Regions from separate parts of the Homo sapiens genome. Here regions 1, 3, 4, 5, 6 and 7 are each linked to region 2. The links are chromatin loops, found by intact Hi-C in ENCODE. Cell type or tissue: GM12878. All regions are shown on one strand.

Region 1 (4,000 bases), 410 kb after region 2:
ATGGCTCAAAACCATTATGCAAACTGAGATTGTCATATTAACGTTGATTTTATTTGGGTATTTTCCCTTTTTAAACTTTGTGTCTGCTACGTGTTAAATTTTTGCAGAAGTACAACTCTTAACAGAATAATGCTGCTCCAGCACTTTGAGATGATAGCAAAAGACTACAAAACAGATGAAATTGAACTTAATAATGGATTCCAGGTAGACTTAGCCTGAGGGCCACTCCCTTCAGAACTCCCTTGTTGCTCAAATGTGGCTTAAAAAGTTTTGATACTGACTTCTAGCCACCATTCACTCCTTCCAATATGGGATGATATCAGTAATCCAGGACAGGCCTTTTTTGGCACCAATGGACATCAAAAGCTAACTACAGGATGACTAATTAGTGGCGCTTTTGGAGAAAGATCTTGATAAAAATAAAAATTAAAAATCCCTAACAGAGTCAGGGAAGCCCCTAAAAAGAAGGTTCTCATGCATAAATGCCTGATAACAAAAACAATCATGAAAGACTGCAAAAACCAGGACTTGTACAAAGGCCATTGCAACCTTATACAAAAAATACTTCTGCTGAGGACATCTGCCCAGCCTTGGACTGGCATCACCCTTATTATTAATCCTTGAAGCCAAGGATAATGATCTGAAAACAATTATGTAATCATCCTCATTTTTTCTTTGAAAACCTTTGTCTTCCTTTACTTCCCTGAATACGCACACATATTTTCATTGCAATGCCCTATTCCCAAATAAATATTATTTTCTTTTAGAAAGCCTCTCTGCAGCTGTTATTTAGGTTGACAGAGGACAATGGCAGCTAGCAAGGCCTATCTTGACTAATTCAACTTCCAACCAACAGCATAGAGGAAGATGTCCAAACTAATATGGGGAAAAAGTTAAAATTTCTACAATAGAGGGAAGTACGGATATATTAATAACCCTATACTAATTGGCATATACACTGCAGTGGACTGAATTATGTCCCCCTCAAGATTCATATGTTGACACCCTAACCACCACTTTGATTGTATTTGGAGATGAAGGCTTTGGGAGGTAATTAGGGTTAGATGAGGTCATGAGGATGGTACCCTGATCTGATGGGATTACTGCTCTGATAAGAAGAAACACCAGAACTTGATCTTGCCTGCTCTCTCTCTCTCTCTCTCTCTCTCTCTCTCAATACAGTGAGAAGGCAGCCATCTGCAAACCAGAAAGAGAGCCCCTCACCAGAACCCAATCATGCTGGCTCCCTGATCTCGGACTGTCTATCCTCCAGAACTGTAAGAAAACAGATATCTGCTGTTAGAGCAACCTGTCTATGGTATTTTGTTATGGCAAATGAGCAGACTAATACATGGACTTTGTGACTACTTAGCAAATAACTAGCATAAATTTGATAAATGAACAAATGAAAGACTTCCCTGAATTATGTGGCCAGACCTATGAAAAGCAGCACTCAACAGTTCCCTTCAAAGCTGTTCCCTCTGTTACTAAAGAAAGCATTTGGAGGTGGTGAGTTCCTTGTTAAATAACATGGAAAATCCTTTGGTGGATGGCAGTTAAATAGGAGGTAGAAGTAAGTATGTGGCAATGTCTTTATTAAAAATTTTTTTTAATTGTCAGATCTACCAAAGAGCCAGTGTGATATGCCAGAAACAGCCCAAGACGTGGAGTAAAAGAACTGGGTTGGGGACCCAGGGTCTCCAAGGTTTAACCTTGAACAGATCATCCAACCTATCTGAGCCTCCATGAAATGAAAGTTGTAAAGCCCACATCACACAGCCACTGTGGAGCTCACAGCTACAAATCCCTGTCTAGATGAATGGAAGTCATTGTTGTTGCTTCATAGTCTCAACCTATCTGAAAGTCTCTGATGCAGTGTTCAGGTGCCACCTGCATACCACACGTGGCCAAAGGCAGACTTCACCTGCTCCCTGCTGGTGAAGAGCAGCACTGCACCTCCTGTCTGACACTGGAGCCTCTGCGACCTGAAAGTTTGCTGTTCCCTTCCACTCTAGCTGGTATTTGTCTTACTCAGTTGCAGTGTTGAACTGGTAGCCTTGTGGGTATTCATTATTTTCTGACAGGGGCTCCCTGGGTTTAGTCATAATTTCCACACACAAAAAAGGGATAGAGTGTCCCTGTATCCCTCATGGACATTAGCAGCAAATAAATAGCCTGGGCTAGAGGAAAGTGCCCTGGCTTTAAAGTCAGACAGGCTTGAGTTTGCAGACCCTGTCCCATGCCCTTAGCAATTAGGCCACCTTGGGCTCCCCGCTGGCATTCATTGAGAGTTGTCACCTTTCTTTTTTTTTTTTTTTTTTTTTTGGTTTTTTGTTTTGTTTTGTTTTTTTAATTTTTTTTTTTATTATACTCTAAGTTTTAGTGTACATGTGCACATTGTGCAGGTTAGTTACATATGTATACATGTGCCATGCTGGTGCGCTGCACCCACTAATGTGTCATCTAGCATTAGGTATATCTCCCAATGCTATCCCTCCCCCCTCCCCCGACCCCACCACAGTCCCCAGAGTGTGATATTCCCCTTCCTGTGTCCAAGTGATCTCATTGTTCAATTCCCACCTATGAGTGAGAATATGCGGTGTTTGGTTTTTTGTTCTTGCGATAGTTTACTGAGAATGATGGTTTCCAATTTCATCCATGTCCCTACAAAGGACATGAACTCATCATTTTTTATGGCTGCATAGTATTCCATGGTGTATATGTGCCACATTTTCTTAATCCAGTCTATCATTGTTGGACATTTGGGTTGGTTCCAAGTCTTTGCTATTGTGAATAGTGCCGCAATAAACATACGTGTGCATGTGTCTTTATAGCAGCATGATTTATAGTCCTTTGGGTATATACCCAGTAATGGGATAGCTGGGTCAAATGGTATTTCTAGTTCTAGATCCCTGAGGAATCACCACACTGACTTCCACAATGGTTGAACTAGTTTACAGTCCCACCAACAGTGTAAAAGTGTTCCTATTTCTCCACATCCTCTCCAGCACCTGTTGTTTCCTGACTTTTTAATGATTGCCATTCTAACTGGTGTGAGATGATATCTCATAGTGGTTTTGATTTGCATTTCTCTGATGGCCAGTGATGATGAGCATTTCTTCATGTGTTTTTTGGCTGCATAAATGTCTTCTTTTGAGAAGGATTCCCTATTTAATAAATGGTGCTGGGAAAACTGGCTAGCCATATGTAGAAAGCTGAAACTGGATCCCTTCCTTACACCTTATACAAAAATCAATTCAAGATGGATTAAAGATTTAAACGTTAGACCTAAAACCATAAAAACCCTAGAAGAAAACCTAGGCATTACCATTCAGGACATAGGCGTGGGCAAGGACTTCATGTCCAAAACACCAAAAACAATGGCAACAAAAGCCAAAATTGACAAATGGGATCTAATTAAACTAAAGAGCTTCTGCACAGCAAAAGAAACTACCATCAGAGTGAACAGGCAACCTACAACATGGGAGAAAATTTTCGCAACCTACTCATCTGACAAAGGGCTAATATCCAGAATCTACAATGAACTCAAACAAATTTACAAGAAAAAAACAAACAACCCCATCAAAAAGTGGGCGAGAGTTGTCACCTTTCTTAAGTTACTTAGTCTTCTAAGAAAATACCAAAATATTAAGAGAAGCAAAACAAACAATTCATATGACTTCAAAGATTGTAACTCCATCACTGTGGAAACAGAGTTTCCTACAGCAACCATCTTATAGATACAGATTAAGAAACTCAGGTTCAGAGAGATCAGCCAATCTATCCAAGGACACTAAGTTTATGTTTGTTTCTATCTTTATTATTGCTTATTTTAACTGAGGTCATCACCTTAAACTTGACGAAAAGCCCATTATGGTAGAGGAAGAATGGGGAGATGCAGAGAGAAGGGGTGGAGGACAAAACTAGGAAGTCATTTTCCACAGAAAAAGGCAATTCTGCTTCAAGGAGCCCCCAGCAGAGATTCCCAGTTTCCTTCTGG
Region 2 (4,000 bases):
CACCACCTCCATTCCTACTGGCTGTGGCTGGATTGCTTTTAAAAGGTTCCAGTCAAGGACTGAGGAATCTTAAAATGTTAAGAATAGCATCAAGGATTGTCTCACATTATAGATGTGCCAGTAATACATTACATTGCTTTATATAATGTCATATATCTTGTCAAGTCATAGCATATCAAATAGTTCTCTATTCAACACTTACATTATCTGACATAGTTGTTTTTTAAAAATTATTTTGTCATTAAACACTTTTCAGTCAAGGAATGTGAACAGTTCTTAGACATTTCTGCTGATTGTCTCCAAATCCTTTATAACTATTTTTTCAAATATTGAGGTTAATCTAATAGAAAAATATGCCAAAATTGTAAAGTAAGCTGTTGAAAACCAAAACAAAGCAAGAAACAAATCCTGACAACTGTCTAACAGCTGGTGCTGTGACTGGTGCTCCCTGAGTTGTGGACTGCACAATCCGGACAGCTCCAAGCAAAGGCCCCAAGGACCATGTGCAAAGTAACTATTATTTTACCAGTACTGCCCAACCAGAAAGAAAAAATACAGAAAAACAGTGGATGCAGAGACTAATTAATAATACTACAACTATCATCTGCATTTCATGAATTGAGTTTTGTATGTTCATCAAAATAACCCAATTTTTCTTAATTAACTAATTGATATAAATTTTAATGTAAAAGATAAATTTAAATAAATAAATAAGCTCTTATCTGTTTTATGTATAGTGGTCTCAATGTAAGTTGCTATTAGACAAATGGTTGCAGTTGTTAAAGTATTTGAAGGCTCTCAGAGACTATTAGAGATTCCATGCTTTGTTAATAGGTGTTCTGTGAAAATAATAATTACAAGTGATAATTATCTTCACAAATGTTGTAAACAATATAAGCATCATTGTGATAAAAATAACACATACTAATTTTATTCTTAGCATACAATCTGCATTTAAGAAAACAACATGCCTAATCAGAGAAGGCCAGAAAGTCACTGACAAATTATCTGACCTGGGAATACATCACCTGTAACTTGGGCATGAATTCGCATGCAGAGTTTCTGGTTCATCCTTGCCTTGATGTATAGTGTCTAATGGAAGGGAAAAACTCATCAATGCAATTTATCTTATTTTTCAATATCAGCATATACTTGAGATACTATTCAACGTTAGTAAATATGATTAACTTTACTACACACATGTATTCTGCTTTGATGTGTTACTGAGAAAATAAATTTGTGAGACCTTTGCATTTTTTTCTCAACCATAATACAAAGGGGCCGTTATCTGTATTTCTCGAACAAAGTTAAATGTATTATTTCATTATTAAATTTAAAATATGACATATATTGTGTTCAAATAACTTTGGGAAATGTAGTTCTAGAGCAATGTTATTCAAGCCTCTATTAGTAAGCAATGTGTATACTTTTATTTATTAATGAATTATCTGCACATATTACTATATAAATTTTAAGTACAATATAACAGAAAACAAAAAAAGAAAATTTTAAAAGTTGGGACGATAATTAGAAATACTACTTTGAGTCATGGTGGACACCTTCCCGTGTCATGCAGAGTCTTCTTTGGGGACCAAAGTTGGCTTAAATGAAAACAGAGCAACAATTACTAGAGCTAAACCCTCTGCAGGGCTTGGGGCCAACAACATGGTTTGCATAGTATGAGGTGTTGTTACACACCAGACCACAAGAGGGCAATCGCGGGAAGACCACAGGATCCACGGGGAGATGAGGCCCTCCAATCTACAAGCCAGCAGTGTGGCTTGGAACACCTCTACGAGCCTCATCTTAGACATTTGAAAATGGAAACAACATCAACAAAGACAAGAGACACTAAGTTGATCTATTTTGAAGGTTAAATAAGGTAATATATTTGAATTTTTTCCTAAGTTGTAAAGTACTGTATAAAATGTTTATTTTCAATAAATTAGAAGACCGATGAATCTCTTGCCTAATAATCTTATTAATCTTATTGCCTATCGATTTCTTGGATTTTGCTTCATGTGTCTATGTTCACATTTCTTGCTACCTTTTGTTCTCTCTGGCATTTTCTTGGCTTATTTTTCTTTTCTGACCGTTTATCTTTCCTCCCTTTCTTTCTGTCTCTGTCCCGAATTGGTCCTATGTAACTGCTGGCAAACTCTGTACCAGCACTCTTCGAGGAGCTTAATGTGTTCTATCTCATTTAATCCTCACACCGACTGCGTAGAAAAGTACTGTGTCCATCCTCTTTTTATAGACCAAGAATCTGAAGTTAAGAAATGTGTTCAAAGACGCAGAGCTGGTAAATTATAGAACTAAGCTTTGAGTCTAAGTTATTCCACTGTAGCAGCAAGTCAAATCAGGAGACAGAAGTGATGGAGTAAGTTAGACAGAGGGAATTTAATATAAGAATTAGTAACAATTAATAAAAGAAAGACTAAACTATAAGACATAAGAAAAAAGCTCAGGGAGGGTACCCAAAGAAGGACAAAAGTAGAAGGGGCTCTTACCTATTGGGAAAAGTGCGGTTTAGCTACCAGTCAGCAGAGAAGTGCTCTGGCTTAGCTAGATGGGGTGGGTCTGGAGTTAAACCCTCCAATAGGGGGCAAACAATAGGTCACCTTCCCAATGCAGGGCAAGGCCGACATTGGGAACCATGTGGCTTGGATATGCAGTGGGAGTCCAGGCTTACCTTCAGAGTACATGGGCAGCAAGCAGGCTTGCAAAGGGGGCCGCAGCTCTGTGTGGACTGCCCCTCCCCCACCTCCATACAGCTGATATGGGCAGCTGAGGCCATGGAGGGGCTTTGGTTTCAGGATGAGAAGGCTGTGAAAAGGTCATCCTCACACCAAGGCTGCAAGGAGGCAGAGGGATCTCGTTCTGGGCCCTTGTGGCGGGCACCACCGGACTGCCACACACTCCCCACTACCTGCCTCTTCCAACTGCAGTGTCCCTCCAGCGCCCCCTATGGAGAAAGTTTAGCATTGTTCTCACTTTAATGGAGAAAGGATTCGAGGGATTACATTGTTTGTCCCAGAGCACAAATCGAAGGGTGTGTTTGGAGCTGAGAGATAATAAATTGGTAACTGACACGCTGATTATCTCGCGCGCGCGCACACACACACACACACACTCACTCGCACATACACAGTACCATGGAGACTTTTGGAATTCATATGTAAGATAAATCAACTAAAGAGGAGTCATTGCTCATGCTTCAGGACTGTTACGGATGGCTGTGTTTTCCACCAGGAGGCAGCAAAGCCAAGCCTTCACCCAGACTGCAGCAGCGATGTGCAGTCAGGAATTACCTGAAGATTCTTATACTTATCACCTTGATGGGTATTCTTATATTGATCACCTTGATCATGCCTGAGGAGAAAAAAGAGGACCACAGTTACCTCCAGGAATAGTTATTTCTAATTGAAGTTGGGATCCAAGATGTAGAGTGTAGTTAGGAAAAGGCTGTGATACTTCAACCTCTTGAAAGCAGAAGCATGGCAGGGAGGACCTACTCCCAGATCCCAAAGGAGGACAGTTTAGGGCTTAGTTGAAGCCCGCAGCTTTAATTTTGGTTCCAGTTCACCTGGTGGGACACAGGAAGTACTGCTGGTCACCTAGCTACTCTATTTCAGGCTTTTTACAGACCACAAGAAGCTAATGCAAATTCAGAAATTATTTACAGATTGTTCAGAATATTGAGGACCCGAGATGGCCCTGTGCTTGTTCGGATCTTGGTGGCGACTAGCCCCAGAGGTAAATAACTCACTAGATGGGCCCAGGGATGGCTCGAGAATATATGCACGACTTAGGGACAGCAATCAGAGCAGGCAAGGAGAGCAGCCAGGAGGCTTGCCTGAAAGCAAGCACCTTTGTTTTTCCTTAGATTATTCAGTGACAGTTCTGTAAAACAGCAAAGTTTGTTAGTCAGGTCAGTCTTCTTACAATATTGAGAATGTTGCAATTGCCCATAATGAACACAAAGGTGCCTCAGCAGAGA
Region 3 (4,000 bases), 160 kb after region 2:
TCTCTCTTTCAGCCCACACCACCCTTCCTGTAAACACTACACCTGGGAGCAAAGGGTGTTCAGGGGGATAAAGCCCAGGTGACATCCTTGTCAGACAGCAAGTGCCACAAGTTTCATCACAAAAGTTGAGTCAACAGGTGGGTGAGGGAAGAGGGGTGAATCACATCTGACAGGTAAGGAATGTAGGCACAGCAGCCCAGATGGATCCTGTTTCCTTGAGGCAGGGCTTGTTCCATGCATAAAAAGCCAGTTGGCTGGGAACACTACACCAGTTCTAAGGGACCATACAGAGTATTCCTCTCTTCACACCAGGTGAGTCTCTTTACTTGGAACTCTTTAGCATCCATTCTAGGTATTTAATTTTTATTAGAGTCTCCTTGGCATTCTTGGTATTTTTTTCCCTCATTATTGAATTTGATCATAGCCATGCAGACTGTTCAACTGAATTATAACCTCTAGGAATATCTTCATTTTAAAAGTGTTCATACTGTAGGCTTGAAGAGAATTTAGACATTATCAGTTCTTCATTCACTCTTTCTGTGTCAGCAAGAAGGGGGTTGGTTTATTCAAGGATCCATAGTAAGTTTGTAATGGGATAATGACTAGAACCCAGGTCCACAGCACTTACCCTGGCATTATAATTCCTTCTTATTTATAATTTTAATACAGAGAATTTTATTCTTTCAACAGATACTTTTGTGAGAGCTTACTATATTTGGCAATTTGTTTGCAAAGAAATAATTTAAGCATCTATGATACTACAATTTAATCAGGAAATAAGAGCTAAAATGCATTGTATAACAGTAACTTATCAGTGCCAGGTGATTAGGGCAAGTTCTGTGACAGTTTGGGAATAGAGAGATTTCTGGAAGGTTTTTTCTAGAGAAGCCACTAAAAGTCCCATATGAAGCGATCTGTGGAGTTTGGTTAGTGCTTGAATGAGTAGGAACAAGGAAAACATTTAAGACAGAGGAGAACTTGAGCCAGGCCACAGGTGGGATTGCTTGGGGTTCTAGAGAGGTCAGAGTTATACAATAGATGATAAGCCATGCTATTTATCAGAAATGAGTGAGTAGATTTAATTTGTTAGGGTTTTTTTTTTCCAAAGAACCTCACATTTCCAATGGTCCAGTATTATGAGTCTCATATTCCTGCTAGAAGCCTGTTATTGTGCTGTGTAGGAAGAAAGAGAGCACCAGGAGAGGCCCTGCTCCAGTGGAGCAAGAGCAAATCATCTTTAGGTTCCTCTTCTTCAAAGGCTCAGAAATTAAATTAAGTATTCTTTGTGGTCAAGAAGGGGAAAGAACATAGCTTTTTAAGAGACCAGAAGTGGTATTCACCATGGCTTCTTCCCTATTATTCTCTGCTTAAATCATCTGTTCTGTGTCCAGGACCAGTCACTGTTGCAGCATGAGTTCCCAGCAGCAGAAGCAGCCTTGCACCCCACCCCCTCAGCTTCAGCAGCAGCAGGTGAAACAGCCTTGCCAGCCTCCACCTCAGGAACCATGCATCCCCAAAACCAAGGAGCCCTGCCACCCCAAGGTGCCTGAGCCCTGCCACCCCAAAGTGCCCGAGCCCTGCCAGCCCAAGGTTCCAGAGCCATGCCACCCCAAGGTGCCTGAGCCCTGCCCTTCAATAGTCACTCCAGCACCAGCCCAGCAGAAGACCAAGCAGAAGTAATGTGGTCCACAGCCATGCCCTTGAGGAGCCGGCCACCAGATGCTGAATCCCCTATCCCATTCTGCGTATGAGTCCCATTTGCCTTGCAATTAGCATTCTGTCTCCCCCAAAAAAGAATGTGCTATGAAGCTTTCTTTCCTACACACTCTGAGTCTCTGAATGAAGCTGAAGGTCTTAGTACCAGAGCTAGTTTTCAGCTGCTCAGAATTCATCTGAAGAGAGACTTAAGATGAAAGCAAATGATTCAGCTCCCTTATACCCCCATTAAATTCACTTTCAATTCCACTCTTGACTGTGTGTCATTGACTCTACAACTTCATTCCTTTCCCTCGTGAAGCGGGAGCTGTACACAGAGATGAGTTGGTGAAGAAGGGCTTTGTCCAGAAGGCATCTGATGCTCACATTAGGAGGGTGAAGGGCTGCCCCCACAAGCATTCCTGGGCTGCCTATGGGAGGTTGTGTAATGCCACCTAGAGGCTGTTGCTTTGGGCATCCAGGGCTGGAAAAGGGCTCTCCTCTTGCAACTCAGTGAGTCATGCTAGAGTTTAGTTAGCACTTGTCTAAGCTGACTCTGACTCACTAATCCTGATTGCCTTCTCTCCAAATCTGGCTTTTAGACTGCTAACTTACCAGCCAATTCCTGTTTATTTCAAGTAATGTTGTTCCTACATATGCTAACCTGCTCCTTCTCACTCATTTCTCTGATATCTACAACCTAGATTTCCAAACACCTCCAAAGATGCACAGACTCCGTTCTTTATCTCAGTTAGTCATTTCTAGTTTCTGAGTGCCAACTCTGGACCTGAAACAGAACAAAGGGGATTTAAGGTGCTTGCCAGGGGCATTTACAGTGCCCTGGAGGGATATACTTCACTCCCTACCCCACCCCTCATTCAAACACACATACACACATATACAACCACACACACAAGATCTGGAGTCCTCACAGAGTAATGCACAAAAGCTGATCCAGTTTGGAGACTGTTTCTTTCACATAGGTGGGAACCATGGAAGTGAGAACTGTAAAACCCACCCTCACCCCTCTCCCTGTAGTATCAACATGTTTCAAGTCAAATTAAACAAGATAGAGTTATCAACAGTGTATTCATATATATATGCATATATTTTTATATTGATGGAAAAATAGGTTGCTCTTGTATGTAACTGGGAGACAAAGCAAGTTGTTCTGCAGTAGCATAAAAGAGATTCTTTTTCTTAGGATGCAAAATGAAATAATAAAAAAATTACATGCCATTGGTATAACTCAAGAAATTGTGATATTTTTGATCACGGCATTTTTACTTGATTGCATTATTTAAAATTACAAAGCCTATATGAAAAATATTTGCCCTAAATGTTGTATTGCCCTAAGGGTTTTTTTGTTTAATTAGTAGGTAAAATCTACCATCATATCCAAATATAAGTGCCTCTAGCACCTAACCAATTAACCAAGCAGAAAAAAAAGTGTTGTAATCATGCGATTATTAGTCAGCATAGGTCAGCTGCTATAACAACACCCCCTATATTGTTGGGGCTCCATCAAGTAAAAGTTACTTTCCACTCATATAAAAGTCCAATATGGGTTTGTAAAGTCTTTGTTCCACATAGTCATGAAGACACACAGTCCTTCCTTCCTATGGTCTCACTATCTCTGAGTGCTGTGCTTTATGAATCCAAGCACAAGAACAGGGAAATAGACTGAATATAGAGAAGGTGTCCCTGCACTTATCCACTTGGAACAAGAAATGGCATGTATCCCCTCAGTTCTTATGGACTTGGCTAGAACTTGGTCACATAGCCCTGTCAACCTCACAAAGTTAAGAAATGTCGTTTACTGCTGTGCTTAGAAATAAGAGGAAGACAGAGATTTGGGTGAGCTCCTCAAGCTTCAGCCACAGAATAGCCTTCTTGTTCTCAAATATCCATCTGCTCCTTTGTCTCATAAGCAGAACACAATCCCGTAAGGAAAAAAAGCCTTATGGTCCCCATCAGCTCAAAATCTAGGATCTCTAGATGACATGAAATTCTCTCCATTACATTTTCCTATGGCTCCTTTTGTTCAGCAAATTATGAAACAAACAAATGGGCCATTTCTTCCTGTTACCCAGCATCCAATGGCAATGCAGGTACAGGAGAGCTAAATCAAAACTACCATGTTCAAAGGAAGATAATGGTGACACATGGCAGCCACTAGGCCTTAGTACTCTGAAATCCAACTGGGCAGGCATTGTGAAGCCACACTCTTCCCACTCCAATATACCAGAAGTGGTAGAAGTTCCTTTTAAGGTATTGATTCTGTTCTCTGAAAGGAACTCCTTTT
Region 4 (4,000 bases), 56 kb after region 2:
GAGCTGTGTATTCCTGTGGATAACAGGCTAAACCGCACCCTGAAGTTTCCAAGGGCCATCTAGAACATATATTAGAACTGTTTGCTGGAGATACTGAAAAGAATGCTTGCTCTCTGTGTACTCCTATGTCTAGTAACCAGTGGTTGTCTGGAGGATGTTAACCTCCTCACGTTTCCACCCTGTGCTTCCACCAGCATGACTGAGTAGTCGGCTGTGAGTGTTCCACAGCCTGGCTGTCAAGAGCCCTGGGGCAGATGTGAGAGACACCTAGTGCAGCTGAAGTGAGGTGCTGTGGGATACTCCTCAGCATAGGTGGTTGCCATAGCTACAGCCTGGGTAAAATGGTGAGCTGAGAAAACAGGAGGAAGGGCATAAAAAATGTTAGACTGTAGACATCTAGAAAGTTTGACAGGAGATATTTATGGACCTTATAATCAGAGTGTCTTCCTATTGCAATGGTCCATTTCCCTCCTTGCAATAATCCTTTTGAATAAAGTCTCTCTACAGTAAGAAAGTTCAACAGCAACTGATTAATCTTCCTAATGTTTTCTCTTTCTCATTTAAGTCTGAGATTTATTACAAATTCGGTTCTTTTTGTAATTTCTGTTTTAATTATAGTTACAACCCTTTTTTAACTTTCCATATTAACTTTTTTCTCTTTTTTATCTTGGTCAACATTTTTAATTTTGACTATTTTTTTCACCTTTTCAAAGAATCGGTTTGGCTTAGTCGATTCATATAATATATCTTTGTCTTTTATTTTATTAATTTTTCATTTTATATTTAGTATTTTCTTACATATACTTTCTTTTTTTTTTTTTTTTTTTTTTGAGACGGAGTCTCGCTCTGTCGCCCAGGCTGGAGTGCAGTGGCGGGATCTCGGCTCACTGCAAGCTCCACCTCCCGGGTTCACGCCATTCTCCTGCCTCAGCCTCCCAAGTAGCTGGGACTACAGGCGCCCGCCACTACGCCCGGCTAATTTTTTGTATTTTTAGTAGAGACGGGGTTTCACCGTTTTAGCCGGGATGGTCTCGATCTCCTGACCTCGTGATCCGCCCGCCTCTGCCTCCCAAAGTGCTGGGATTACAGGCGTGAGCCACCGCGCCCGGCCTACATATACTTTCTTTAGCATTTATTTTTTAATTCCACTTTCCTGTATTAGATCATTAATTTTCAGCCTTTCATATTTTATATAAACTTTTAAAGTCTTAATTCTCCTTACTTTTATTGCTTTTTCTGTATATCTAGTGAGTTCTGATATGCAATATTTATGCTACTGTTTAGTTCCAAGCATTTAAAAATCTCCTCCAGACTGTCCTGTCCAGGAGTAAAAGTTACGGTAATGCCACAATATCACACATAGGAAGGACAACATTGGCTCTTATGCCTCAGAAATCAACATTTGGACCATTCTGCTAGGTAACGGAAATAATAAAAATAATAAATAATTTATAAGCAAACAAAACAAGCTGACCAGGTGAGGCACTGCTGTGGAGGTTAAAAGGATGTCTGCTGGAGTCACACACTTGAGATTGAACCCAGCTCTTCTGCTTACATTCTATGTGATCCTGGGCAGGCTACATCATATCTCTGATCTGTTTCTTCATTATTAAAATGCAGACAAAAATATTGACCTTTCAGCATTGGTTTCGTTATTAAATAACACTTGCAAAGTACTTAGGTTAGTGTCTAGCACACGAAAGGGGCTCAGCAAATGAAAGCAGTGGTTCACACAGCATATTTGGGATTTCAGAAGTTCCTTTTGTTTTCCTCTGTGCCTTTTACTCATGTCTAATTAGACCATGAAAACAGACTTTGCTTCTTTCTTATGTGTTAGGAATTTTTCAAAGCATTTTGCATTCTTGAACCCATTTAATCCCTTAAAATGAAACCCAGTAAAGGGCACATATTCTGTACTAGGAAATCCTAACTGATTTTGATTAACTTACCAGCTAAAGCAAACTGTGTCTGTGGGGAAATGAGGAGGTTGCCCCAAAGGACTACAATGATAGGCTTTGGCTTGTTGCTTTTGGGATGTTCCTAGCACAAAGGAATAAAAATACAGTTTGAGCAAGAAGCTATAATGGGTGGCTCACCACTGGTAAAAGCTAGCCAAGAGGAAGAGCACTCAGGATGCCTGCTAGCCTTCCAAAGTATCTGTGATCTCTTGCTACCCTCTAGGGCTGTGATGTAGAATTGCAGGACCGAGAGAAAAGGGCTTCACCTGAGGGAGGCTCCTAAATGCAAAGCTTGGGCATCCAGGGTCTGCGTGAGACACCTCCAAGAAAACGGTGATGAATAAGGAAATTTGTGCCCTGAAGGATTCAGACAGAGCAAGGATATGAAACAAATGCATAAAGTACTTTTACTAACAATAACTGTGCCCCATTTATTGAGTGTTGCCACACGTCAGTCAGTGTCAAAGGCTTTACATGCATGATCTCAACTTTCTGGTGCAACAATGCCATGATTTGGTATGATTATCCTCCTCATCTGAGAGACAAGGACACTGAGGTTCAGAAGGACAAGTTGCTTGGTCAAGGTCACCCAGCTAGCCACTGAAATTCAAACCCAGTTGTCCAAATCCAGAGCTCATGCCTATACAATGCTTTGGGCACTGAGGTGGGAAATCCCACAGAGGCTTAGGGTACGCTCATGCACCTTTCTGAAGGAGATGGTATATGAACTGGGCTTTGAAGAATAGGTACTGGGGGATGAATACCAAAAGAAGATGGAGCAGAGCCCCAGAGGGAACTGAGTTAGGCCTAGATGGGGTTGGAGGGACACTGTGGGTGTGACTGGAATTAATGGTTTAGTTTGTTGGAGCTCAGGAAGCCAAGGGAGATAAAATAGAGATGCAGGCTGACCTTGATAATATTTTGTATCCACTACGTCCTTCCATAATTCTTTTGCAATAGGCATAAGGGAGCTGAAAATCAAGTAAGTGGATGATTTCCAGCCCATGTGGAAAGACAGATCCTGCCAGCCTCATGCTTACTCTTACTGGACAGCAGGGCAGCACCAGATTGTTCAAGAACTCTGAGGGGCAGCAGTGGGATAACAGGATGAAGTTCATGTTAAAATGCAGTAGGACTGGTCTGAGGCAGAAGCACTGCTAGGGAGACAGGCATCAGGAGAAAGTCCTCTGGCAAGAGGCCATGTGGCTACAGTGACCCTCTCCTCTGGATCTCACATGGGCATCTATGGTCTAACAGAGTTGAATGTGCTTAGATGGACAAAAACATACTTTTTAAATTGATGCACTTTTCCAGAAAAACCATGATGTACAATACATGGCAAAGAGATCTGCATTTGTCATGAGTAAGTAGATCATAGCTACCTTACTAAACACTAGTTTCTTCTTGACTAAGTTTAGAATATACATTTATAATATACATGTGTATCCTGCTCCCCTCGCTGGGTTCTGATAAGGATCCCAGGTAAGGGAGAAGACAGGAGCCTCAAAAATTGCCTTGGTTCTACAAAATGGGAGAAAATTTTTGCAACCTACTCATCTGAAAAAGGGCTAATATCCAGAATCTACAATGAACTCAAACAAATTTACAAGAAAAAAACAAACAACCCCATCAAAAAGTGGGCAAAGGACATGAACAGACACTTCTCAAAAGAAGACATTTATGCAGCCAAAAAACACATGAAAAAATGCTCATCATCACTGGCCATCAGAGAAATGCAAATCAAAACCACAATGAGATACCATCTCACACCAGTTAGAATGGCAATCATTAAAAAGTCAGGAAACAACAGATGCTGGAGAGGATGTGGAGAAATAGGAACACTTTTACACTGTTGGTGGGACTGTAAACTAGTTCAACCATTGTGGAAGTCAGTATGGCGATTCCTCAGGGATCTAGAACTAGAAATACCATTTGACCCAGACGTCCCGTTACTGGGTATATACCCAAAGGACTATAAATCATGCTGCTATAAAGACACATGCACACGTATGTTTATTGCGGCACTATTCACAATAGCAAAG
Region 5 (4,000 bases), 350 kb after region 2:
CCAGCATCAAAGGCATGCACAGATTGGAGTCCAAGATCAGACACCCAGGCATTAAAGGAAGCACGAGGCTAATGAACAGGGAGAGTCCAGACTTATCAGAGAGAGGGGAAATCTGCTGATTACAGGGGAGGCCTCTACGGTTAGGAAGGGGACAAGTCTGCAGATTGCAGATAGGAGAGCAAACGCCAAGCAGCCAGCAGGCCTTCATCTAGCTCTGTCATAGGAACCTCCACACCTCCTCATCCTCACAGAGGTCTGCCCCAGCCACTGCCTGGGCCACTGCTGCTGCAGCCTGGTCTCTTAAGACACAGACCAGGTCCACAGCCACAGAGGCCACAGGGACAGCTAGGACACAGCATTCAGACTTCCCCAGCTGCCGCTTCTGTGCTGAGCCTTTCAGGAAGTAGGGAGGGGCCTTACCAAGGAAAGCCCTGGATGTTAGGGGTTCTAGCTAACAGTTAACTCAACATGAGACAATAGTGGATCTGTGGGCCCCATATGCCAAGAGGAAAAAATACAAACAGACAGGAATTCACAGGAGGAGCTGTGGATTCACTCAATCACTCAAAATATTTATGGAGAAACTACTATGCCAAGCCAGACTCTGGAAACCTGCGACAGTGCCAGGAGGTGGGCAAGCAGAGCAGTGGCCTGAAAGACTTTCACATCAGGAAGAGTTGAAAAATATTTAGTCTACAAAAGAAAATACCCAAGGGAGTGGGACAGCTGAACTCAAATATTTTAAGTGCTTTTATGAGGGAGGAGTGAGATTTTTGTGAAGTGCCAAAGAACAAAGTTAGGACCCATGGGCAGAAATCATGAAATTGGGCTCAGTTTAAGAACTTTCTTATAATGAGATCTATTGGACTGCGACAGGAGCTGCCTTTAGATGCACTGTGTCCCATGAACTGGAGGTTTGCAAGCCAGTAGATGACAACCAGCTCCTCCCAATCCATCAAATACTGTGACTCCTCTAACTGTAACTTGTACGTGGAAATGGGACCCAGGGGCAGGGAGCCTCCCACGAAGGGAGATTCAGAAGACCTGACCGCAAGCTCAGGAGACAGGAAGTTTCCCTGGCTTCCAGAACACTGCTGGGAGGCTCTTCGGGGGGCCCAAACTTCTGGGGACCAGCAGAATGTGTGACCATGGCTTGAAACTAAAAGAAAGGAGGAAGACAGGTAAGTCATGGGAAGAGGCTCCCCCAGATTTGGGGTTTTCTTAATGTTTTTGGACCCACAAATGCTTCAGCCCTGAGAAGCACCCTACAGTAATTCCTCACTGCTTTCTAATCTCGTTCTTCCCAGCTGGGTTTAGTGTGCTCGCTCCCTTTTACATCTCATTTATTTACCATCCAGATACCCTTTCTCTTCTGTACCAAAGTGATCCGCCTGTTCTTCCACCTGACAACCCATCGCAGATTCCTTTCTGCCTTCACCTTCCTCTCTCCCACCCAGGACTCTCCCCTGTTTGTCTCAGCCAAACCAGGGGTTTCAACCTGACCTCCAGGAAGCCCTCCATGGTTTCAGCCTAGCTCCTAAGTACTGCAGCTTGGGCTCTGTGCTGCAGTGGCCGCAGGGGTCTGCAGCCCTCTACCAGCTGCCTGTATTTGAATGACACATGTCTCCTGTCAGCATGAGAGCCCAGATGACAGCTCCTGGGGCTGGCTGTGTTCTTGCCTGACTTCACAGGGCCCATCACAGTGAGGTCTGAGACACCTGTACGGCTGGCCACCAGCATGCCCCCTGAGCAGAGACAAAGCGGGGTGCTGGCTTCTAGACCACCTGGACAATCTCTTTTATTGATAGGGTAACCAGCTCATCTTGATTTGCCTGGAACTGTCCCAATTTTAGCACTGAAAGTTCTGAATCCTGGGAACTCCCTCAGTCCCCGACAAACTGGGATGGTTGGTTGCCCTAAGCACCTGTGTGTATAAGACATGATGCTTTGTTCCAGGTGGGGGAGCACAGAGGGAAAGCAGATGAGGCCCTCCATGCTGGAGGAACTTATAGCCCAAGGGATTTTTCTGGAAAACTGTAAACCCAGGAGGCCTAGTTCCCACTGCCTGCCCCCTCCATAGCCACATTCTCCATGAGCAGGGGTGGGGGCAGCAGGGGCTGGTGAGGGGTGATCAAATACTAGATCAATGAGCAGGTTCCCAGCCTAGGCCTGTTTCAGCATGAACTGGCAGGTCTTGACCAGGAGAAGTGGTATCGTGGGGGCCACCACCCCTATTCGACAGCAGATCTGGACTTGTCCACTCCTGCTCTCCTTCTCTCCTACGGACACCTGCCTCACATCTGAAAATGGTTGAAAGAAAATAAGTGGCCAGCTGGCAGGGCCTTCTCAACTCAACCTCCCTCATCACCCGGTTCCCAAGCCAGCCTCATAACCTGTCTTTCCTCCTTTAGAAGCCGCTGGGGACCGTTTCTCTTCTCTTCCCAACAGCACCACCTGCTGGCCATAGAGGCACTTGGCCTTCTACTAATCACACCCAGTCTGGCCTGAGTTGGAGATGGCCGCACACACTCCGGCCGTCAGTGCTCCATGTGGAGAAGACAAGAGTACAGAGATGCAGCATCTAACAGAGTCAGAGGAAGGCTATATGTGCAAGACAGAGTTACACTATTTATAGGGTGGGAGCAACACGAATAATGGTTCAGGACATAGGCTCAGGAATCAGACTTCTGGAATTCAAATCTAGACTCCACCACTTCTATTGTTCCCTTAAAACAAATTTCTCCTATGTGAGAGTAAGTGACACAGAATCTCCTATGAGCCAAGCACTGGAGTTACAGCAGCGAACCAGATACACAGAATCCCTGCCTCCCAGAGCTCACATGAGAAGGAAGACAGACAAAAAGCAACTCAGCAAATGCATAAATAAGAAAGTGAAAATGAAGAAAATGAAACAAAGTGGTGAGGAGAGACCAGAGAAGAGGGGTGCTCTTTAGCTCGGGTAGCGTGGAAAGGCCGATCTGAGATGGGGATGTCGGAGTAGCGACATGAACAATAGGAGGAGCCATCCATGTGGGATCGGGGTAAGTATCAGCGCAAAGAGAACAGCAGGTACAGGGAGTACTGCAGGTCAGACTGCCCCTGGAGCCTTAACTCGGATGCTGCATTTGAAGGTAGACCCTGGCCAACTTTTAGTTCATCCAAATTAATGTGAGAAAAAGAGCGAGGTCTCTGGGCACCTTGTCACATGAGCTGTGGCTGAAGGAAGGGGGCGTTTCATCCAGAGATGAGGAGACTTAGAGACACACAGTGGCTGTCTTCAGGCCTGTCAAATGTCAAAGAGAGAGGCAGTGGATATATTCTTTGTGATCCCAAGGAGAATAGCATGGATCAGTGAGTTCTGGGCACAGAAAAGCAGATTCTGCTCATATCAGGAATAAAATGGCCCAGCAAATGAAATGAGCTGCTCATGAAGTAGTGATCCCACCATCCATGAAATATGCAAGCAGAGACCAAATAAGTAGCTGAGATTATAGGAAGTGTGGATGCAATGCTTTTAATCTTTAATTATCACCTACTCTTGCACTTGAATTGCTTATAGGTTACCACAAGATTTTGCTTCTCTCTGAATACAGTAAAATAGCCTTTGTCAGCCAGTCCCTGAAGGGATGTCCGCCCCAGGGTTGGGGAACATCACAGCAAGGCAGGAGAAAACTGGCTGTTGGGTACAGAACACGCTTCTTGTCAAACCCGGAGCAGACTCTGGCAAAGATGAAAAGCGGAGGTCCTCACCTCCCTTTCATATGCTCCCCTTTTCTGTCCCAGCACCAGAAGATGGAACTTCCTTTTCCTTACAATGGTCTAAGAAAAAACTAGTCTAAGCAATTAGAGAAAATATCCTACAATTCCCAAGTCCTAAAAGTTTTTATGTTGCACATCCTGGTAATAAAAATATTTCAGCCTCACCAATAAACATATAAAAACGGTGTTCAACCTCTCATTATTCATCAGAGAAATGCAAATGAAAACCTCAAAGAGATAC
Region 6 (4,000 bases), 220 kb before region 2:
TTTGACCTCCATCACCCTGAAGACCTGCACTCTCACAAGCTAAATAAATAATTGTTCTATGCATTTTGTTTATTACGTTGTCGTTGTGCACTATAATTGAGGCCATAGTTAACAGATATATTCCTGAACTCTAATCTTAGTCTCATCAACCATAAAAAGCTTTGCAGCGTTCTAGAGACTTCCCACTTAGGTTTTAGCTTATTGTCCTACATATCCCTGAACTTGTCAAATACCTTAGGGGAAAACTAGGTGTGCACTTGAGGGCCCCCATGTCTCTGCTACAGGCTCAGTTGATTTCTTTGTCTCCCAGCTATGTTCTTTCCATGCTTAAAATCTGGATTCTTAGTGTTTTACCTGCCCAGAATTGACAAATACTCTCAGGATTAAAAGTGGTTGCAGAAGTCAGCTCCTCTCCCTGGAGTCTTAGCTCCTCCAGTTCACACTGCTGCAGCACTTCTCTGCTGCCTTCCAAAACACAATTTCTGGTTTAATCTGAGTTTTATAGTTATGTTAGTTAGGAGAACTGGTCTCTCAATAACTATTTCATCTTATCTAATGAGGAAAGTTTGCAAGGGAAGGTATGTTTTGTAATTAGAAAATCTACCAATATAATCAGTGCATTTACAGATTAAAGAAAAAACAAAAAGATCATCTCAATAGATGTAGAAAAAAATTTAACAAACTTTAATACCGTTCTCAATACAGACCTCTGAAAACCTGTAATCAAAGAGAATATTCTTATTCCACTAAACAGTAATTAGCAAAAGTCTGCAGCATGTGTTCAGTCAGCCTTCTTGAACTGGAACTCACAAGTTTAGGTTATTTTTTCTTTTTCTTCATTTTGACTGACACTAGAATTTTATGAAATTTTTTGTTATCAAAAGACATTTTAAAATCTATTAGAGCCAGGCGTGGTGGTATGTGCCTGTAGTCCCAGCTACTCAGGAGGCTGAGGTGGGAGGATTGCTTGAGACCAGGAGTTTGAGACCAGCCTAGGTGACATAACAATATCTCTTAAAAAAGAAAATATATGAGAATAATCGTGCTTCTTCTCCTTGCTTGAGCTACAGATAAGCACTTTAAAAAAAAACATAAAACTGCTTTCATTATATTGCCATTACATTTTTAAAGTCAGATGGACCTTAGACAGAGAAACTGATGCTCACAGAGGTGAAATGACTGATCCCAAGTCACAAATGAAAATGCAGGCAAAGCCAGAGCTAGAGGACTTTTTTTTAAATTCCCAGTCTGCTGTTGGACCCTAAACACTTTGAGCCTTGCACAAAAGCTTGCACTGTCTCCTTGCTACTGATAGAAGGAAGTCAATTAAATAAAAAATTTTCTCCTAATTTTCAACTTCATCTGCTGACTACAACTTGGCTTTTAAATATAGTCTTCCTCCTTCCATTTTTCAGCAATGCAAACCCTCAACTGGAGTCATATAGATCTACTTACTCTGCATTTACTGACTTTAGTTGCACTTTTAAAGTGTGGAATCATGCACGCATCCCTGCTTGAAACATGCTTCTCTATTTTCTCCATCTACCCCAGCAGCTCTCTGTGGACTGATAAACTCTTGTCTGTCAGCTCCAAACCTACCCTTCTGGGCTCTACTTCGTGATGCTGGCCTGGGCTTTGCAACCGTGGTTCTACTTCGCGGGCAGTCCTCTATTAGGTTTTGTCACTAGGGGGCGCAAGAGACGCAGAAGTCAGGAGAGAAAGAAAGGCCTGTAAGTGTCACCCTATAGATTTTTTTTTTTTTTTTTTTTAATCTGGCAGCAGCAGTTGGTTCCTGTTCCCAGTTTTCTCCACACTTCCAGAACTATCCTCTTCTCCTTTCCTCAGAAGCACCGGCCCCACTAGCCAGTGTCCCACCTCAGAAGCTTGGGTTCTCGCTCTGCAGGTCTCTCCTCTAAATTCCTAGGTTTCAAGAAGTCCATCTCCTTTCCCTTGTTCCCTATCCTTAGTGTGGCAATAGCTGTTCCGCGTGATGCTAGAATTCTCCATATTTGCCTTTTCAATCCTCTAACACCTGTTTAATCCAATGCTTATTGTTTCTGTCAAAATAAGGAGTGTTTCTGTTTTCCTGAATGGACACAGACTGATACAAATCTCTAATAGGTTAACATGGAGGAACTGATGGACAAAAAGAATATCCTGAAATAATAATGTACTTATTTCATTTTGCGAACTTGTAACAATTTTACTGGCAGAAAAATGTGACTTATAAAGTGAAAATAGGTCTATATAGTTCAAAAGCAATTGTACCTGACGTTTTAAGAAATCGTAGATATTTATACTATTTCTTGCTAGCAGAAAGTCATTGAAATGTCAAATGTTTAAGTAAAATGTAAGAGTAAAACATAGTTTCTTAAAATTGGGAAGACTTTGTGAAGGGAAAGAGTGTAAGTATCCAGTTCTTACAGAAGAACTTTGATAGACAGGGAGAACACCGACATTCAATGAATGCAATAGGATCCCTTATTTTGAAAAAACATTTAAAAAAAGAATCCTCTTTAAAAAGTTACAGTTAATATATGTTTTTGAAAAGAGAAAGAGAGTGAGAAGCTGGATCACAGACTGAATTAGGAAGAAAGGAAACTTATTTATTTATTTCCAAGAAGGAACAGGACCATAGAGTCTTGAGAAACCAGATTCTTGTCTCAAGGGTCAGGAATCCTATGCCGCTTTATGGAGTCCCAGCCTAGGAAATAATATACTTTGATGAGATTTCGTTCTCTAGCTTCAGAAGAGTAACTCAGTATCTCCCTGGGAAGGATGGATTGAAGAGACAGGGAGGGAAATGTCAGGAATTACCCTGCAGATGCCCCAGTATGGGAGGAACCACTTCCTGCTCCACCCAGAACCATGGCTCACTAAGGCCCAGTCAGGCGAGTGCCTGCCTATAAAATGTGTGTCAGGACCCCGCTTCTCATCTGCCCTGACACCCTGGGGACTGCCTGCTCCACACCTGGGTCTGACCAGGGTGAGTGGATCTTTTGGAACCTAGACAGAGCACAACTGAAAGGGTAAGTAGCTGTTGAAAATCACAGGGGGAAAGGAAAGACAGGAAAAAAGAGGGTAATAGGAGGAGAGATGTTGGCCTAGGAAGATCCAGCCTGGGAATTAAGAGTCCCTGGGAATTAGAGGGATTAGCCAATCCAAATTCTTGCCAATATCTGGCTTCTGGCAACTGAGTCAGCTGGCTGGGGAGGGATTATTCCACGCTATTCACATCTCATAGATCCATTTCTAGATGCTTAGAGAAGATGGCAGAGGCACACAGAGAAAATGGCAATACCCAATATTACCATGAAATGCCAACTGGTATCCTTTCCTCTACCTCAGATATAATTCCCTCCCTCCTTCCCTTCCCCAATCTCTTCCTCCCTCCCTTCTTGGCTACCTTTCTTTTCTCCTTTATTTATTCATTCATATATTATTCCTATATCACCAGCTATTTATTGAGCTCCTACTAATTACCTGGTGTTATTCTAGACATTGGAATATAGAAGTATGCAAAAGAGGGGAGGATAATCCCTGCTCTTGTGGTGCTTCCATTTCAGGGGGAAATCTACATTTATTGGACATCATCTATGTGACAAGAACTGTGCCATATCTTAGAGACAGAGAAATGAACAAGATGGAGGCTTTGGCTTGACTGTGTGTGTGTGGGGGAGGGTGGGGGGTTATGATTTGTTCAATATGTCAGCAGCCCCAGGGTAGATTCCAAAGGAGGAAACAATGATCTAAGATTTAACAAGTCTATAAAACACCTCTATTGGCTTTTAGGTTGACTGAACTCCCACAAAGATGTCCTGCCAGCAAACCCAGCAGCTGTGCCAGCCTCCTCTTAAAGGGCCCACTACCAAGTGCCCCCCAAAATGTCCCCCTAAGAGCCCTCCTAAGGTGCCCTGTTCAAGTCTCTTCCTGCTGTGGGCCTAGCTCTGGGACTGCTGTGGGCCTAGCTTTGGGGCTGCTGTGGCTTCAGCTGATGTTG
Region 7 (4,000 bases), 320 kb after region 2:
GAGTACACAAAGGAGCCATCAGTGTCAGGGCTGCAGGAGGGATGAGCATGTGACAGGCCCTGCAAGGTTCATAGATGTGTGAGTGCTCAGCATCTGGGACCAGAATTGTGAGCCTGGCTCTGCACAGAGCCCAGTCTGTTGGGGATGGACCCCAGAGACAGTTATTACTGCAGCAGTTCTCACACTACTTGGCCTTGAAAATAATTTACACACTTAAGATTATTAAGGACCCTAAGTAGATTTTATTCATGTGATTTACATCTATTGATATTTCTTGTATTAAAAATTAAAACTAGAAAATAACACATTTTACATAAGTAGATATTGCACTAGCTGGCAGAGTGATGATGTCATTGCATATCATCTACTCTCCGGAAAATTCTACCATAGACTAATGAAAAAATATGAGTAAAAAAGTCAAATAATGTCAGCATTATGATTAAAATTGTTTTGATCTCACTGACCCTACTGAATGCATCTCAGGGACCCCAAGGTTCCCACACCACACTTTGACAACCACTGGTCTAGGGCATGATTGTAGGCCAGGTCTCCAGGGTCTCAGAGCACAACACACCACAGTAGCACAAGTCTCAAAGGGTTGAGGACATTCTCCTTGGTCTCAGCTTACTTGTGGGTTTTATTTATGCCTGTTGTTTAACTATCCAGCTAAATTAAGTTCTGACCTTTAATTCAATAATCATTAATCAGAACCAATTTAGCACTGCTAAATTGAGTTCTGTACCATTATTCAACAACCATTGACAACAACAGCTAGAAAGCATCTAGTTTATAAAACCTGAAGACAAAGAGAATAAGACACTGAGGCTCACTAGAGAAGCCTCCTCGGTTGTCTCCTGCAGCAGTGGGGACACACATGTGCTGCATGAACCATTAGGCTGATCTGACGAGGGCTTCTATTAGGCACAGAGGGCATGTGGGATGATGTATTGAATGTATGTCTTCATAAGGGACAGCCTTGAATTATGTGCAGGCTTGTGGAAGCTGAGGAAGAAGGCAGAGCAGAGGATGTCTCCTGGGTTCCTATCTGGGTTTCTTCCTTGGGTTCCTAAGTGCAACTGGCAGGAGTTTCCTTGGGAGCTAATCATATTCAGTGATTATGGAAGTTTGAATCTAATCATATTATATCCCAGTTCTCCTCCCACCAGCCACACAATAGCCTCTCCCTTATTTCCATGGAGGCAAAACCACATCATAGTCAATTGAAAAATATACCTGAAGGATAAAAAATTTCAAGAACAATCAAGAGTGGAGATGGAAGAGAAAGGATAAGAACTAATTTTATAGTAGGATTGGGAAGGTCCCCCCAAATTGCACCCACTTCCCTTTTGCCTAGTCAAGATTATAGGTTCCTGGGTCCCTTCACTGTGCACAGGAATGTACCTGCTGGTTGATTTCAGACTGAAACAAAGAGTAGAGCTTCTGGTTCTTGTTCTAAATCTTGTTATTAAACTCTTCTCCTGGGCCTAAATTTTTCTCAAGCTCTTTGCATTGTAGGTATGTAGAATATATTTTTCTCTACAATTTCCACAGCTTAAAGTCTTTTTGTTTAAGTTTAGCAGGCAGAATTTCTTAAATAAACTTTAAGCTGACACTACTGCCTGTGTAGGTAAGAACCCCCATCCATCATCCACTGTCCGGCCCCAAACCACTGATGTGTTTCTAGCACCACCACCTGGGAACTGGTGGTATCAAAAGATCAGAGCTACCTGGGCTATGCCTTGGCAAGGAGCACAAGGTGCGTCCTTTGTGAGGCACACACTAGGACTAGGTTTCCATTTCTTTATTTTGAGAGATTAGGTAAACCTTCTCCTTGTCCGCTGACCAGCCCAGGAAGTCTTGGTGGTGAAGAGAAGAAAAGGATGTAGCTTTTCTTACATCCAATAAGATAAACAAATGCAGCTAGAGGACAAAAGACTGGATAAACTGCCACAGGATGGTCGATATGCATTGACCTAGAAAGAGACAGAATCCCCTCTACATCATTCCTGGAGGTGACAGCTCCCCAGGAGGTTTTCTGTGACCCACTCACCCCCACCGATCATCCAAATGGATTTCCACAGCACGCTGAACAAACTTCAGCCATATTTCCCCACACTTAGCTCTGTGCCTCAACATCAGTGACCACACTCACTCTTGCCTAGACTGCAGAGTATTTGTCCAGGTTGCTCTGTATCTTCATTCCCTATGCTGCCCTCAAACATGTGCATGCACACACACTCACACGCACACACATGCACACATGAGGACACAGGCATGCATATGCACACACAGGGTCTAGCCTCTGGGAGAGGCTCAATGACTTTAAACTTCATTTAATCCTAAAGAGCAGAGCTAGAGGTGGTGTGAGTTAATGTTAAGCGATTTCATTTCAAGTCTCCGAAAGAGATGGTGGGATTGGGGTGGGGGCATATGAAAGATGCTAAACACCCAGCCCAGGAATCCTTATAGAAGAACTGTTTCCTGGAGATGAGGAGCTCAGCAAGTCCATTCTGCTTGTCTCCTCTCAGACACCAGGAAGTCCCAAAGACCTGAGGTGCTGCTGAGTAAATTAGACCTGCCTCCATATCCCTTTCTCTCACTCCCACATCTCCATCCAGGGCAGCTATCAAACTGGAACCCCACTGGGGGCTTAGAGCAATCATACCTCCTCAGGTCTATGAGGGCTGCATGGACACCAGAGCCCCTTGCACACTTCCTGGCCACCATGCTCCAGCCCACAAGATGACAGCTGTAGATGAAGAAACCAAAGACACAGATCACAGACATGATTCTCTTCGACCTGAGCTGGAACTTAACTTTCTTGGATCCCATGCTTTGCTCCTCCTTCTGCATCATCTTGAGCTTGTACCCAGGCTAGGGTAAAAAAGGCCTGGGAATTTTACTCTTTCTGATGTTCAATTCTGATTCAATGATACAATGTCAAACTGACATGTATTAACCTCCTGAAAAAAAAAGAGAGATCAGATTTTAAAGTAACTAGGAATAGCATAGATGAAGAAGAGAAACAGTCAATAATAGGAGAAAAGACAAAATGTCTGCATAACTATTAATAGAATATATCAAAACACAGGAAAATTTGCATGACATTCTAAAAGTCATTTAGTCCTGCCTCCCATCAAATTATTCTCCACCAAAAGGCCTTCAAAAGATTAGTTGGCACTTCATTAAACACTTGCTGGGCCAGACAGTTGATAAACTTAGGAAGTGCTGCTACTGGCCTGAGAAGAGGGTGTTAGCAACTTCTTCCTTACCTCCTGCCACTTCCACCCACACGTGCTGCTCCCACTCTCTGGAACTTTTGGGAGCATGTCTTCATAAGGTACAGCCTTGAATTATGTGCAGGCTTGTGCTCCCTCCTCCAAACTTTTCCTTCCTCAGACTAAAACTCCCCTACTCCACTTTCCATTTTTTAACAGGCACTCTATCTTGGTGCTTCCCAAACTTTTTGCTTTTTTTCTGAATCATTGCAATGTGAGAATGATTGTCTCAGACAGCAGCATCCGTAACCAGCCTCAGCCCTCTGAGTTTGGAGTAGACATGGGCAGGCATCGGCTCCTTGGTGCAGCCCCAGAGATACTCCCCTTGGCTGAGTGCTGTGCTCCAATGGAGGCAACCATGGCTTTGATCATGGCAGTGAGTGAGTGGGAGTGAAGGTCTTAGTCCCCAAGGATGGAGAATTAGGGAGAGGAGAGGGAATATCTCACATGTGAACATTCAGGAGGAAGCTCCTCCACTGCTGTCACTAAAGCATAAAAGTTTATCTCCTGTTTTTTGCAGTGTATCATCAACACAGGAAAGATGACCTAGCAGCAGCTGCAGCAGTGCCAGATCCCCTGCCAGTCCCCTTCTGGGTCCCCAAGCCCTGCTCTGTACCCCACAGCTGGCAGAAGTGGACTTCCTCTCCATGCTAACAGGAATACCACCAAAGCCAAAGAGGCTCTTCTGAAGCCTCCCTTCCCCGCAGCATCTAGGCAGTACG

What was found. Hi-C counts contacts between places; a loop is a spot of excess contacts. Peaks named below come from ENCODE experiments on the same cell type or tissue, not always from the same donor. Only the 100,000 strongest peaks of a DNase experiment are listed, where the experiment ranks them.
Region 1: it touches region 2 in a loop (5-fold over the local background); 8 of 110 quality-filtered maps call a loop at or near these places.
Region 3: a loop joins it to region 2, with 2.3 times the contacts of the local background. A loop is called at or near these places in 9 of 110 quality-filtered maps.
Region 4: it touches region 2 in a loop (10-fold over the local background); 19 of 110 quality-filtered maps call a loop at or near these places.
Region 5: a loop joins it to region 2, with 8 times the contacts of the local background. A loop is called at or near these places in 53 of 110 quality-filtered maps.
Region 6: a loop joins it to region 2, with 11 times the contacts of the local background. A loop is called at or near these places in 11 of 110 quality-filtered maps.
Region 7: it touches region 2 in a loop (15-fold over the local background); 15 of 110 quality-filtered maps call a loop at or near these places.

What each region holds. Positions count from the first base shown.
Region 1 is chr1:153,276,134-153,280,133 of GRCh38, forward strand. No RefSeq gene overlaps it. Among named protein-coding and RNA genes, the nearest start is that of LORICRIN, 18 kb to the left of the region's middle. In GM12878, a CTCF peak has its summit at 1,927; no DNase peak of the experiment used is centred here.
Region 2 is chr1:152,868,302-152,872,301 of GRCh38, forward strand. It overlaps LOC105371445 (a long non-coding RNA gene), which reads right to left. Exons shown (of 4, transcript XR_922150.1): 2 at 3,770-3,903; 3 at 2,693-3,372; 4 at 1,029-1,092. Among named protein-coding and RNA genes, the nearest start is that of SMCP, 8.0 kb to the right of the region's middle. In GM12878, CTCF peaks have their summits at 1,713 (motif pointing right) and 3,273 (motif pointing right); a DNase peak (open chromatin) is centred at 1,690; H3K4me3 peaks cover 486 bases; H3K27ac peaks cover 538 bases.
Region 3 is chr1:153,030,936-153,034,935 of GRCh38, forward strand. It overlaps SPRR1B (small proline rich protein 1B), which reads left to right and starts at 268. Exons shown (of 2, transcript NM_003125.3): 1 at 268-312; 2 at 1,392-1,965. The coding sequence starts at 1,411. The coding sequence ends at 1,680. In GM12878, a CTCF peak has its summit at 2,156 (motif pointing left); DNase peaks (open chromatin) are centred at 1,361 and 1,923; H3K27me3 peaks cover 126 bases.
Region 4 is chr1:152,924,110-152,928,109 of GRCh38, forward strand. No RefSeq gene overlaps it. Among named protein-coding and RNA genes, the nearest start is that of IVL, 18 kb to the left of the region's middle. RefSeq lists silencers at 2,127-2,176, 2,187-2,266. In GM12878, a CTCF peak has its summit at 2,191; no DNase peak of the experiment used is centred here.
Region 5 is chr1:153,220,791-153,224,790 of GRCh38, forward strand. No RefSeq gene overlaps it. Among named protein-coding and RNA genes, the nearest start is that of PRR9, 5.2 kb to the left of the region's middle. In GM12878, a CTCF peak has its summit at 2,468 (motif pointing left); a DNase peak (open chromatin) is centred at 2,414.
Region 6 is chr1:152,652,519-152,656,518 of GRCh38, forward strand. LINC00302 (long intergenic non-protein coding RNA 302) reads left to right here and starts at 2,959. Exons shown (of 2, transcript NR_145430.1): 1 at 2,959-3,029; 2 at 3,793-4,000. It also overlaps the pseudogene LCEP3. In GM12878, a CTCF peak has its summit at 1,682 (motif pointing right); a DNase peak (open chromatin) is centred at 1,677.
Region 7 is chr1:153,191,214-153,195,213 of GRCh38, forward strand. It overlaps LOC101928009 (a long non-coding RNA gene), which reads left to right. Exons shown (of 3, transcript NR_110685.1): 3 at 1-463. It also overlaps a transcript of SPRR2G not described here. Among named protein-coding and RNA genes, the nearest start is that of LELP1, 10 kb to the right of the region's middle. In GM12878, a CTCF peak has its summit at 1,701; no DNase peak of the experiment used is centred here; H3K27me3 peaks cover 140 bases.